2 separate regions of the Homo sapiens genome follow, and region 1 is linked to region 2. Evidence: chromatin contacts called from ENCODE Hi-C or POLR2A ChIA-PET data. All regions are on one chromosome and are shown on one strand. Each heading gives the region's core, a stretch centred on a gene start or an enhancer-like site at or near the end of the contact. The rest is flanking DNA. Distances are from core to core; before and after follow the strand shown.

The links. A loop is a pair of places that touch in the nucleus more often than their neighbours do. ChIA-PET counts read pairs that join two places held with the same protein, here RNA polymerase II (POLR2A). Pooled maps may share reads with other maps.
Region 1: a map of CD8-positive, alpha-beta T cell shows a loop between it and region 2 (5-fold over the local background). The contact joins two enhancer-like sites. A Hi-C loop is called at or near these places in 4 of 168 maps with a recorded cell type or tissue (B cell, CD8-positive, alpha-beta T cell, endothelial cell of hepatic sinusoid and 1 more), 4 of 37 single-sample maps with no recorded cell type and 14 of 50 pooled maps. POLR2A ChIA-PET finds 5 or more read pairs at or near these places in 3 of 52 experiments (CD4-positive, alpha-beta T cell, PC-9 and activated naive CD4-positive, alpha-beta T cell).

Annotation. Positions count from the first base shown.
Region 1 is chr7:104,982,517-104,988,763 of GRCh38, forward strand. LINC01004 (long intergenic non-protein coding RNA 1004) reads right to left here. Exons shown (of 1, transcript NR_039981.2): 1 at 1-6,247. Among named protein-coding and RNA genes, the nearest start is that of LINC01004, 5.5 kb to the right of the region's middle. RefSeq lists enhancers at 1,009-1,098, 1,399-1,698, 4,490-4,991, 4,992-5,491. Within about 2 kb of position 1,420, at least 38 of the 41 ENCODE cell types and tissues checked have a DNase peak (open chromatin) inside an H3K27ac peak, as active enhancers do.
Region 2 is chr7:104,882,809-104,889,940 of GRCh38, forward strand. All of the region lies in intron 2 of LHFPL3 (LHFPL tetraspan subfamily member 3), which reads left to right. Among named protein-coding and RNA genes, the nearest start is that of LHFPL3-AS2, 40 kb to the right of the region's middle. Within about 2 kb of position 1,488, at least 10 of the 41 ENCODE cell types and tissues checked have a DNase peak (open chromatin) inside an H3K27ac peak, as active enhancers do.

The DNA of each region.
Region 1 (6,247 bases), core at 170-2,669, 100 kb after region 2:
TAAGGAATCTCCAGTTCTCCAACTGGTGTGGGAATCAGATAACTTGACTCCAGTGTGAATTGTGGTTACTGATGGTATCACTGAGTCTGTTATGGGCCACCCAGTCTTAAGGGCCAAGAATTTATGGCCCTGCAGGGATTGCAGAAAGAAACCAAACCGAAGTTCATAACTCAGCCTAAAAGGAGAAAGTTCTATTACTCAGTATCTCAAGACTAAGTGGATCATAAATGGTGTCACAAGTTTGCAGTTTTTTTTTCCTGTGGAAGATAATAATCTTTTGTATGTTTAATTCGTTATCATTGCCTTATAAATTATCACAAGCAGCACAGATAACTACTGGAGTCATCAGTGCAACTTAAAACAACAAAACTAGCATTTCTCACTTGCTGTTTTTCAGACACCTCCCATCATCTGCACCTGGTCCCCAAACCAGCTGTCCATGAGCAATGACAAAGAACTAAAGCGGGGATGGGGGAGAGGGGGTGTAGGGCCCAAGAGCTGGGGAGCATTATGGCTTGCTGTCAGCTGGCAGTCTAAGATGTACTTGGGAAGATGTTTCATACCCATTTTCCCTGTGAAATTAAAAATGTGATGCTACCAAACCTTTGCTTGTCCACCACCCTTAAAAGAATACTCATTCAGTACAAAGCCCTGCAAAAAGGAGTGAGCCAATTTGAATAAAAGCGGAAACTTCGTAGGAATTAGGAGCCTGAAAGGCTGCGTGAGAGATCGCAAACATATTGAGGCGTTCTTGAAACACCTGCTCTCTGATTACAGGTGGGAAAAGGCCATTCCTATGCCTTCTCCCATGGGCACGGCGAATCAAAGGCACTTTCCATATTTAATACGACTAATACGTCATTGGGCAAAGAGATACTCAATACATCCCCATAGCTTTTCCTTACTTTTACTTAACCTTTATGTCGGACGCTTTATGCCTAGTACTGTTCTAAGCGCTTTGCATGCATCATCTCATCAACCTAATATTTAATAAGAGGCTCGGATAGATTAACTTTTAAAATCTGGATACAGCTGGTTAAGGTGGCAGAAGAGTTGGAATTCAAATAAAAGCCAGTCCTATAGCAGGGCCATTATTGCTCCTGCCTCCCCTAGCTTGATCACGAAAAATGAGTAGTTCTTTCCTCTGGGCACACAGGACAATGAACAGGCGGGCTGCTGCCAGAATTTACCGAAGATGGCCGCTGTGCTGGGCTCGGAGTGAGCTGACGGTGTCTCAGCGAGAAAAGTCGGGAGCGGCAGCAGACTGCTTTTTTGGAGGGCAAGAGGGGAGAAAAGGGTTCAACGGAAAACGGGGGTAACATAAGAGCCCGAATAAGGGAAAAGGAAACCCCTGACTCCCCTAGCCACAGAAAGCGCTGGGCGGAAATGAACCGGCCTAGGACGCGCCCTGCGTGGAGGCAGGCCCGCGCGGCGGAAGTGCGTTTCTGGGGCTCCTCCTGAAGAATGCGGAGGAGGAACTGAGCTGGCGCGCGGGCCAGCTGTCCTCTCTTCTGATCCCGAAGACAGGATCGGATTATGGGTTGTTACCGGCTTGTGCGGCCCTGGGGGTTGCCGGTTCCTGGAGACGAGCTGCACCCCTGCAGTTTACTGGGCTCTTCTGTGACCCGCTTTCCGACCCCGCCTGGGGTATTCAGACCGGGGCAGACAAGGCCCTTCTGCCCCTCCTAGCGGCCGCCTCTCCTAGGCTGGAGGGCGGCGCCCCATATGACACAGAAGGCGGCTAGGGATACGCCCTGTACCATGCCGGCCAGTCTGGATTGCCCTAACGCCAGGCCCCGACTCGCTCTGGCCAGCGGGCATGCGGCGAGTTTGCCCCCGCAGCGCAGCCGCCCACAACTCGGTCTTCCAGAGGAGCGAACGTTCGGACTGCTTGGTAGTTTACTAGGGCAAAGTACCACCCCACCCCGAGCGAGCAAGCGGACCTCAGGAAAGGGGCTCCTTCTGTGTAAAGTGATCGGCAGGCCTTGCAGTGGATCTTCGGTGTCCATAGTTATATACCAATCACTATTTTGTCTACATCATTTGGACTGTGCAGAATGAGATGCCAATAATATATCACATACAGTAAAAGGGCTATTTTCACAAAAGGTCAAAACTGGGATATATAACCTCTTTCTTTTGATTAGTCAGACTGACTTCAAAGGGGGCTTAGGGTTGCTTATTAAAGAAAAATGCCTCCCCGTGGGTTTTCATTTGAGCCACTTATAAGTGGGCTAGTTTCTCCAACACCAATTGAGCTGGAAACTAGAGTAATTAGAACACAACATATTCCCGACCTGAACAGGATACTGAAATAAGTTAAAAGCCTCATTACTTACCAGCCTTCTCTCAGAACCCTAACACCCCTTGCAAGGGATTTCTAACTAGGAGTCGGTAGATAAAATTTAGAATGTGTGAGCATTATGTAATACACATGTAAAACATTCTGAGATGGGATCCACGGGCTTTTGGGGGCTGTCAAAAGGCCCACGGCACAAAAATAGTTAATCTGTATACTTGAGGGAAGAGAGAACCATCACTGGAAGTATTAAGCTCTAAGCTCATTCAGGCTTATTTTCTGGGAACTTGTAAACAAAATGAAGTTTATGGTCCTAGCCAGACTACTCCAGATACCATACTGAGACGTTACCCTTTCCTATTTTCCACTCTCTACTGGCGATCAGATGGTTGGTTCTTAGTTGTAAATACTTTGGTTTCATAAAACCATCATTAGAAAATGGAGACTTTTCATCAATCACGTCTTAATCTATACTTTGGGGGTGTTTAAAAGACATATTCCTTATGTACAAATAACCTGGTTTTTCCATTTCTCAAAAGATTCTCCTTTCCAGCTATGACCAGGGTTCACAGGATACTAATGTAATTTAATAGCCCATCAACAGTCATTTGAGAGTACCATGTTTGTTTATACTGAACCCACCATGCAGATAATTAACTACTTAGAAATTTTGATGACTGCTAATCCTTTTCTCATTTTTAACTCATTGGCCAAGTGAATTCTCCCTGGCCCAAATTCTCCAACCTGCAACAATTAAACATCTTCATATATTCATATATATATAGTTACCTTTAATCATGTAATTCAACAGGAATAGAGAGGACGGGGACTATGAAATCTCAGCTGTGATGCAATTATGTCTGCAGCTCAAAATAGATGTTCTTTTCTCCCTCTCTTTTCCTGCTAGGATTGCACTGTAAATTCATAGCTCTTGAAAAATCATTGCTCAAATATGCCCCCCTCTTTACCACCATTCATGTTATCCCCTATAATATCTGCATTCCTAAAAGGCTTGTTAAAATACAAATCTGCTTCATAAAACATTCCATAAATGAACCTAATATTACACCATTTTAAAAAGGTGGGAACATTGTCTTCACTGCAATTTCAGTATCTCAAAAAAATCTTTTTATTACAGTTACCTTTTCAAAATGTAGCACTGATTTGATGTTGACTTCGTACATTTGTCCAGAATCTACAGTAATTCTGATGCAGGTTGACTCAGTGTCCATATTTTAAGAACCACTAGTTTAATGATGATTCCACTGGTTGGAATCATCTCTTTGGCTGGTCCCAGGATACCCTGAAGGCAGTAGGTTGTGCAGAATCAGATGGAACACACTTATGGAGGCATGAGAGTCACCAAGTGAACCTTTTGTGCAAAAGTGCAAATTTGATTTGGAATTCTCAAAGTCCTATTTATTACAGAAACAAAGGAACCCAGTCAAATGAAATGTGCTGGATAGAAAATTGTGGTCTTTCCATAGAAAAACCTGTTTCACCAGTGCTTTGTTATTCGAATATTTAAGGTATTCATATTTCAAGTTTATTAAACCAGTTTAAATGCTCCTCCACCTACTTATGATTAAAACTTTCAACTCTTTATTACCTTGGTTAATGTTGACTAAGGACCTCCATGTTGAGGGAAAGTGCTGGGGTTAAGCAAATTGAACCTTTGTAGGCCCAGACAGGACCTTAATCAAGATATAAGAGGCCAGGTGTGGTGGCTCACACCCATAATCCCAGTTTTGGGTGGCCGAGGTGGAAGAATCGCTGCAGCCCAGGGATGCTGAGGCTGCAATGAGCCTTGATCATGCCACTGCACTCCAGCCTGAGCAACAAAGCCAGACCCTGTCTTAAAAGAAAAAACAAAGACCCTGAACTGCAGTCACACTTTCCTAAATACCTAGTAAAATTAGCTGGTTAAATCTAGTAAGACGTTCCCCAAAGATTTACGGCAGATGCTGTTTTATATATATTGCTGTGTCCCTCTGTGACAGGAAGTTACAGGGTTCTTTTTACCAGTAGTCCTGTACCCGGGGCCTTGCAAATCAGTGTCATATGGTAGAGAACAGAATCTGATCACATTTCCTACTTCCTAAGCAAGTACCAGAATATACTTACTAAGCTTGTATACTGCCCTCAACTGCTATATATTTTTTTCTTTTTTTTTTTTTTTTGGTGATAGTAGGGTCAAATGCTAAATTGTTCTGCATAAGAAATAAGAATTACAAAGACTGGGCAGCTGAGAAGAAACAATACTGCATACTTAAATTGTTAAGGTAGGTCTTGTGGTTTTTTTTTTTTTTTTTTAAATCACACACCCAAAAAGCTTAGGTGATAACTGCAAAGGATTTTTTTTGGGGGGCGGTGGAGGAGAAAAAAGGGGAGGAGTATTTTTGCAATTTAAACATCCTCTGTAATTTTTCCCGTAAAATCATTCGTAAAATAAACATTACTCATTAGTGCCTTATGAAGTTCTCCTTTTGGGGAATGTGATTAAACATATGGCCTTTATTTTATTTTTTTGAGATGGAGTCTCGCTCTTGCCCAGGCTGGAGTGCAGTGGCGCGATCTTGGCTCACTGCAAGGTCTGCCTCCCGGGTTCAGATCCTTCTCCTGCCTCAGCCTCCCAAAGGAGCTGGAACTACAGGCGCCTGCAACCACGCCCGGCTAATTTTTTTTTTTTGTATTTTTAGTAGAGACAGGGTTTCACCGTGTTAGCCAGGACGGTCTCGATCTCCTGACCTCGCGATCCGCCCGCTTTGGACTCCTGAAGTGTTGGGATTACAGGCATGAGCCACCACGCCTGGCCACGGCCTTTATTTTAAAATTTGGCATAGGAGTCAAAAGCTGCCCAAGGAGGGCAGCTACCTATGGGGTGTGCATACATTCATGACCAATATTTAAGTCCAATATAGCTTTGATAATTGTTCTATAAAATGTTTACACCTCACTGAAGAATCTGTCGTTTTAAAAGAAAATCTTTACATTTATTGTATCCAATTAACTTTGTTAGTAATCTGCCAAGTAAAACAAGTATTCATAGTAATTAGTGACTCTATTGCATTAGAACTGTAACTTAGTGCCATTTTTGAAGACTGTTTTCCCAACAAGGAGGCATTATCATTTATCCAATTACTTTATTCTCTTTGAATAGCAAGCATGATGTAGGCCTCAGCTCACAATTTACTTACCTGATTAGCTTCCATTTCTCTTTAAGGATATTGACTATGTGACACTTCTAAGAAGGCTGACTAGTACGTAAGATTATGTAAAAATCCTACCAGAGTATGTACTAAAATAAAGTTAACATGTCTATTTTCTAGTTGCTTGTGATTTATCTTAATTTTCTTCCTATGTCACTAAGATATGGGTAAAGAGCCCTAAACTCCAAACATTTTTACATGTTAATATAAATTTAATGGTGGCATATTATTCCATCTACTGGCTGGGACATGGTATATATAATTATTTGCCTATTAATCGGTTCTGAATATTTGTATTCTGACTCTTGGCTAAGCTGGCTTCTGTCTTTTCTAACTACTGACTGAACTGAACCCTTTGATGACCAGCAAGGTCTCTGACTTCCAAGTGCAATTTGAGCACTATTTATTTTTAGAAGTTTTAAGTCCAAACTATTTCCTTTAATTGCTCTTGTCCAGAATACACAAGCTTTTTCTATATAGGGCCACATAAGAAATATTTTAGGCTTTGCAAGCCAATCTCCCTCACATATTCCTTTCCTTTCCCCCATTAACAACTCTTTAAAACAAACAAACAAACAAACAACAAAACCTGAAACTGGAAGTTTTAAGTTTACTGCCACATGGGTACAATCATATACTTAGGTCGATAACTTTATAGTTTTAAATGTAACATCTCACATTTCAAGCATCTCCTAAAACTTGCCATTGTAATTCTAGTTGCTAACATAATGGACATCAT
Region 2 (7,132 bases), core at 238-2,737:
TATTTTTAAAAGTTTCTCTCCCACAAGACTTCCTAGTGGGAAATAAATCCTGAAGATGGGGGAAGGGTATGATTTATATTGTAGTTAAGGCGACTGGCTGCCTCATTTGCCTGGGACTGAAGGCATTCCCGCATGTAGAACTTTCAGTGCTAAAACCAGAAAAGTCCTGAGCAAACCACGCAATGTTTGAGACTTACTTATACTAAAAAACTGTCAATGTTTATCGGAAATTTAACTAGGCATTCTGTATTTTTATTTGCTAAATCTGGCAACTCTATGATGATCCAATTTATTCAGATCAAGTTGAAACAAAGAGCTAGAATTAAGAGAAAAAGCAAAGAGAAACTAAAAGAGTTTGGAGTTAAGGAAAAGAGCTCCCAAAGCATTTTCTAACCTTGGCCAAGACTATGGCAAGATAGTTTTGCCGAGATCTCTTTTCATAACATTCTAACGTTCCCTCATTTCCAAAGTATGTATCAAAGAGTTCATATTGGAGGACTCTTAAAAACTGATATTAATAGTTACATGAAATAATATGTTTCTTAAAGGTATTTCATCTTGGATGAAGCTTAAATTAAGCTTCCTCCTGGCAGCTGAGTGCATGATGAATTGTATTATAAGTAAGTCTATTTTTAGCCCACTAGTGCATTGGCAGACAGGCTGTTAAAAATAAAAGCAGGCCTAGTAGAATACAGAAGCCCGGGGAGCTTTTCCTTACTATTTAATGAAAATGAAGCGGGTTCTCTGAGCCTATATGGTTGGAGGGAAGGTGAGGTGTGTGCAGCTGTGATCAGGTTACAAGGCAGTGGCTTGTAATTTATAAATTAGTGTGTAACGTGTCACTGAGGCAGAAGCTGAGGGACGTAGCACTAACGGGAGTTTCCTGAAATTGCTCAGATAATGGGAGAAAAGAGTTTGCGTGTCTGATCAGGTGGGAAGTGTGATATTTTAAGAATCTTCCATATTTCCCTGCTGGGGAGCTAGGACTCAGTTCATTGCTTGTTCTTGCCTGGACGCCGCACACCAGGTTAGCAGCCACCAGGGGGCACCAAAGCAGCCCATCCCAGAGGAAAGCGTGGGCCTCTGAGCCATTGAAATTCACTCCTGAGCACACTTCCCTTTGAGCCCGCATAACCTGATGATGGTGCAGATTCAGCAGTGCAACACGTGGTTGGGGCGTGTGGATATGGAATCACACAGACAAGGCTTCTGGGTCTAGCCCTGCCTCGTAAAACTTTTACAGCCTCTGTAATCCCCAAACAGAGATAATAAGAAGTGGTAAGAATTCAATGAGCTGGAAAGCTCATTAATACCTATACCGTGCCTGATGCGTGATAAGTGCCCAAGTCTTCGGTACACGCCAGAAGCCTGGGGTTGTAGGGTGGGTTCAAGTACTAACAACATCACGGAGAAGGCATCTGCTTCCATTCCCTTCTATTCTGGGCTCTCTTCCCCCTTCCTCTTTCCTTCCACTTCGTTCTCTGTTTAGTTCAAAGGCCTTTGTTTTGGCAGCTTGCCAAGCATGTCCTCCTGAGATAGGCCCTCTGACCGCTCCCCTGTCCCCAAGTTCTGTCCAATCCTCTACCTCGGTATTTCCCAGTGTGGTTCACCAGCCACCTGCACCAGAATCATCCGGACCTACCAAGTTGGAATATCTGGGAATAGAACCTAGGAATCTGCATTTCAGTGAATTTCCTAAGTGAATTTTACACGTGATAAAGCTTGAAGACTTCTGATATAGTCTTAGTAAGATCTTTTTTTAATAAAAAGAATATAGTGCAGCCTGATCTCAACCAGCTGTTAGGAGGGAAATTGGCTGATTATCTGATTAAAGTAATTCACATTGAATTGTGAAGAACAAATAAACTCCCCTTTCAGGAGAATTTGCATTCTGACATTTTGCAAGCCTGGATGAATTTCAAAATGGTGAAATGTGTGGGTTGAGTATTTGAAGAAAATGACCTTACCTCTGACCCAAGCTTCAAGGGGAGACTTTGTCTGCACCTGGAAAGGAGGGGTTCTGTAACTTAACAGCCCAGGCCTCCTAGCCTAGAATCACCTGAAATTCAGTCCCAAGGACACCAATTGGTGGAGAGAAGGAGAAGTGGAGTGGGAGGTGCAAGAGGAGGAATGGGCAACTCAGGAAAGGATAGAAGAAGGGAAGGTCAGCAGGCAGGGGAGAGGGAAGAGGAGAGGAAGGAGAACCCTCTCAAATATCCCCATCCTCATAGCACTCAGTGCTGAAGATCTATGTAGGTGCAGCGTGGACTAGTGGAAAACAGACCCAGCCACTGATCTTTCCACTCTACCCCAGAGATCACAACTGAGACTTCGATTTTATTTGCTATTTAGGTAATTTTTCAATATGAAGCTGCCCAGTTCATGGAGGAGGGGTAGTAGCCCCCTTGCCCCTCTTTGGGGCTCCCAAACCATTTCTCCTCCCTCCAAGGGTGGTATGGTACAGGGCCAGTCCTTGGCCTTTCCTCCTTCTCTTTCTACAGTCCCTGCAATATTATCTGTACAATGGATGGCTCCCAAATATGTATCTCCAGTTCCAACCTCTCCCTTGAATTCCAGATCTTTGTGTCTAATGGCCTATTGTGGCTATCTGATTTTCTCCCAAAAAAAGTTTCTCTTGTTCCCCATCTCAGTAAATAGGACCCCACTCACTCAGATGGACCAAAAACTTGGGAGTCATCATGAGTTTTCTCTCAGATACACACACACACACATTCCTCATGTAACCTATCGCCAAATCCTACTGACTCTGCCTTAAAAACGCATCTTAAATCTGATCCCACCTCACCACTTCAACCACTCCCAGCCTGGTCCAAGCCACCACTGCCTCTCTTCCAGACCATGTCATCACCTTCTAACTGTCCTCTCTGCTTCAACTCTTACCCCTTACAGTCTTCTTGTCACTCACTCACTCACAGTGAGTCTTACAATGTAATTCTCATCACCCCCCTCCCCTTCTCCCCACCCTTCAATAATGTCCCATTGCATTGAAAATAAATTCAAAATGCCTCACCATTGCCCAAGAGTCCTATATTGCCCGGTTCACCCTGATGGCCCATCTCCTATCACCAGCTGCCCTGGCTCCCCTGCTATTTCTCCTGCCTCTGCTTTTGCTGAAGCCTCCACCTAGAAGGTGGATTCCCCTAGACATTTTGTTTCCTCATTCCTTCAGGGAAAGTGTCCCTGACCACCTGCTCCAAAATAACAGCTGGCTTCTCACCCCAATTTATTTTTGTTCGTAGCACTCAAAGCCACCTGATGTATTTATTACACATTTATTTGCGTATTGTCTATATCCACATTTCACTGTAAGGTTTATGAAAGCTAGGACTTACTCTCCTTTGTCTGCCACTGTATCCCCACACCTAGAATAGTGCCTAACATATCATATATGCTCAATTCATATTTGTTGAACGAATGACTGAATGAGTGAATGGAGGAAAATGAAGAAAAAGTATTAATGTAGGTAAGGATGGCCACTAACTCGTGGCTCAAAGCCCCATCTGAGGTCTTATTAGGAGTTTTTCGTTGGTTTTATTTTGTTTTGTTTTGTTTTTTTGAGACAGTCTTGCTCTATCGCCAGGCTGGAGTGCAGTGGTGCGATCTCAGTTCACCGCAACTTCCGCCACCTGGGTTCAAGCAATTCTCCTGCCTCAGCCTCCCGAGTAGTTGGGATTACAGGCGCCCACCACCACACCTGGCTAATTTTTGTATTTTTAGTAGAGACGGGGTTTTGCCATGTTGGCCAGGCTGGTCTCGAACTCCTGACCTCAGGTGATCTGCCCACCTTGGCCTCCCAAAGTGCTGGGATTACAGGCATGAACCACTGCGCCCAGCCTCTTTTTACATATTAAGTAAATTCTTCTTTATTCCACATTCTAAGTCCTCAAAAATTATACATTCACATTTACCAAATTACAAACTCAGCTTTTACCCATTTACTGTACATAAAACACAATTAATGAGATTAGGCAATAGGAAGCTTTTCTATTGCAAAATTATATTAATGGAGTCTCCCATGGGCTAAGCTGCTCTCTCTGAAAATCAAGCACATTCCAGAAATCACATTAAAACTCTTTAAGTCCTCCCGGGGTCCCCGGGGTCCCCAGGGTCAAGGGAAAGGAAGACTAATGTGGCTTCACAAAGAGGCTCACTTGCTCTGAACATTTAACTGTGGATTTGGAAAGATCTGCTTTGTGACTTGTTTCCCACGTCTGAAAGGAAAGAAATCCAGAGAATTTTCTCCTTTCATGCCAAAACTTGTTATACTGGCAGCCATTCCCCTATAAATGTTTCCCACAAAGATGGGCACTGACTTCCACCAGGGGTACATCAGCATTAGCTCCACGGTGAATAACAGAAGGCTAAATGATTCCCTTGTAGGAAATAACTGAAGGGAAGGAAAGATGACTGTCTAACTTACTGTATAAGAATATTACCCTAGCTTGGGTTCCCCCATAGATAGATGCTGACACGGGATTTAAGTGCAGGTCATTTTTGTACGTAGAGATCCCAGAAGACACTGGTAGGGGATGAAAAAGTGAGATGGGGAGAGGAAGGTGGTCAATAAAGGGAGTATTAGCAAACAAGTCATTACTTGGGTAACTGGAGTGCAATCCCACTGGGGATTTCTGAGATTCCAGGGGCAAGGGAAGTGATATTTATAAATCAATTCTCATCAGTCATTGACTGAGGACTGCTAGAGGTAAGGGATGGTGATTCCCTGGCATTTCCAGTCTGTCCCATGGGTAAGCAGAGAGGACCCTGCTGGTCAGAGAATGTCCTCCAGCAAAAAGACGCAGAGGCTGGCAGTTAAACACTGGCCCAGTGGGCACTGAAATGGTAAAGCCTAAGGGGAAAGTGGCAGAGAAACGACAGCCTCTACTACAAGTACTGGCTTCTGCAAAGAGCATTTTCTAAGAATGGACGTTCTCTTATGAAGTCATCTTTATATGAACAAAGCTTAAAGGAAGAATGCTGGAAAGAGTTCAATGAGAGCTGAAATCCTGGAAATATGTTTAGAAGCAGGTCATCTTGGTTCAGATTGAGTGGACTAGATCTACTGGTAGGACTTTCAGAGTTGTTTGGGGGTTTTATTTGTGACAACTCTCAACAGCTTGAGAGTCAGAACAAGTTACAAAGAGAAGCAGATCTTGTATACCTGACTGGAGAAAGCAGCTCTGCCTTTCATTCTGGCAGGTGGCACTTCATCTGCTGTGGGCTGATCCTTCACAGAGCCACTGTGTCTACTCTTTCCAAAATCAAGAACCTCACATACATGTACACATACATACATGCTCACTCAGGGGACCACAATATTAGAGACACTGCATTAATTTGTTTTCATGTTTGGACATATTTTTAAGACATCTTACCCCTTCAAACAATAAACATTCTAATTATGTAAATATGTATCATAGAGGCCAGGCATGGTGGCTCACACTTGTAATCCCAGTGCTTTGGGAGGCTGAGGCAGGAGGATCACTTGAGTCCAGGAGTTTGGAAACCAGCCTGGACAATATAGCAAGACCCAATCTCTACAAAAAAAATTTAAATTGCCAGGTGTTGTGGCACATGCCTGTAGCTCCAGCTAACCAGGAGACTGAGGCAGGAGGGTCTCTTGGACCCAGGAGTTGGAGGTTGCACTGAGCTATGATCATGCCACTGCACTCCTGCCAGGGTGACAGAGATCCTGTCTTTTAAAAAGAGATATATAATACAGATATACACACATTCCACAGCAAAGAGATCTTGAAGTCCTACTATGTGCCAGGCATTCTGCTAGGTCATGGGGATTCAGAGATGTAAGGCCTGGTTCTTGTCCTTGAGGCATGCACAATGTCAGTGAGGAAGATTTCCTTGTAAGTAGATACGTTATACCTCTACAATGGAGTCACTGTCACATGTGTCAACAATGCATGGACAATCATGTGTAGGCTGTAGAAGGCAGAAATCTTAAGCCACTTGAATATTTGGGATGAGTCTAAGTTTTCCAGGCGAAGGAAGAGGGGAGATTTCTGTCCAAATTGTTTCCGTTAATGAATCCACTGAAAATCCCCATACTGACTTTTGAAAAGTCAAGCTTACATCAGAAAGTCAGCAGTTAGAAAGATGGAAGGAAAAGAAGTTACATGATAGCTTCACGTCAAGGAGAGATGAGTTGAATCTGACCAAAGACAGAAAGAGAAGAAAAAAAAGAAGTAAAGGTATACCTATTATTTAAACTCACAAAGGCATTGTTTAAAATCAAAATTGGGAGAGAAAGGAGGTGAGAAGGAACGGAGGTGAATCTTCACTTTTCTAGAGAAGACTCAACATATAGTGTCTAAAATTGATAAATGCATAATTAAACAAATGTTAACATAGTATTTAGACTACTGAAGTAACTACTGCAATAAAACTGGAAACTATTAAAACAGCTTGTCTCCAGGGAGTAAGACCGGGTATGAGAAGGGATGAAGTGGGGTGACTCTTCATTATAAGATCATTTGTATGGTCTGACTTTTTAAAAATCAAGTATTGGCTTTTCCAGGCCGAGCGTGGTGGCTCACGCCTGTACTCCCAGCACTTTGGGAGGCCGAGGCAGGTGGATCACTTGAGGTCAGGAGTTCAAAACCAGCCTGGCCAACAAGGTGAAACCCCAGCTCTACTAAAAATACAAAAATTAGCCAGGTGTGGTGTCACAAGCCTGTAGTCCTGGCTACTCAAGAGGCTGAAGTGGGAGAATCGCTTGAACCTGGGAGGCAGAGGTTGCAGTGAGCCAAGATGACACCACTGCACTCCAGCCTGGGTGACAGAGCAAGACTCTGTCTCAGAAACAAAAACAAGGAAAGTATTGGCTTTTCCAAAGAGCATTTTCTAAGAATGGATATTCTCCCATAAAGTCATCTTTATATGAACAAAGTTTAACAGGAGAACTCTGGAAAGATTTCAACGAGAACTGAAATCTTGGAAATATGAAGAATTTCAGTGGATAAATTAATGGAAACATTTAAAATCAATGTACATATTACCTTGATGAAGTAGAAATTTTCAAGTTCAAGCTGCTACACTCTGCCTGCTATATTATACCATCTCAAAATTATACATGTTCAATCAGTTTTTTTAATTAAAG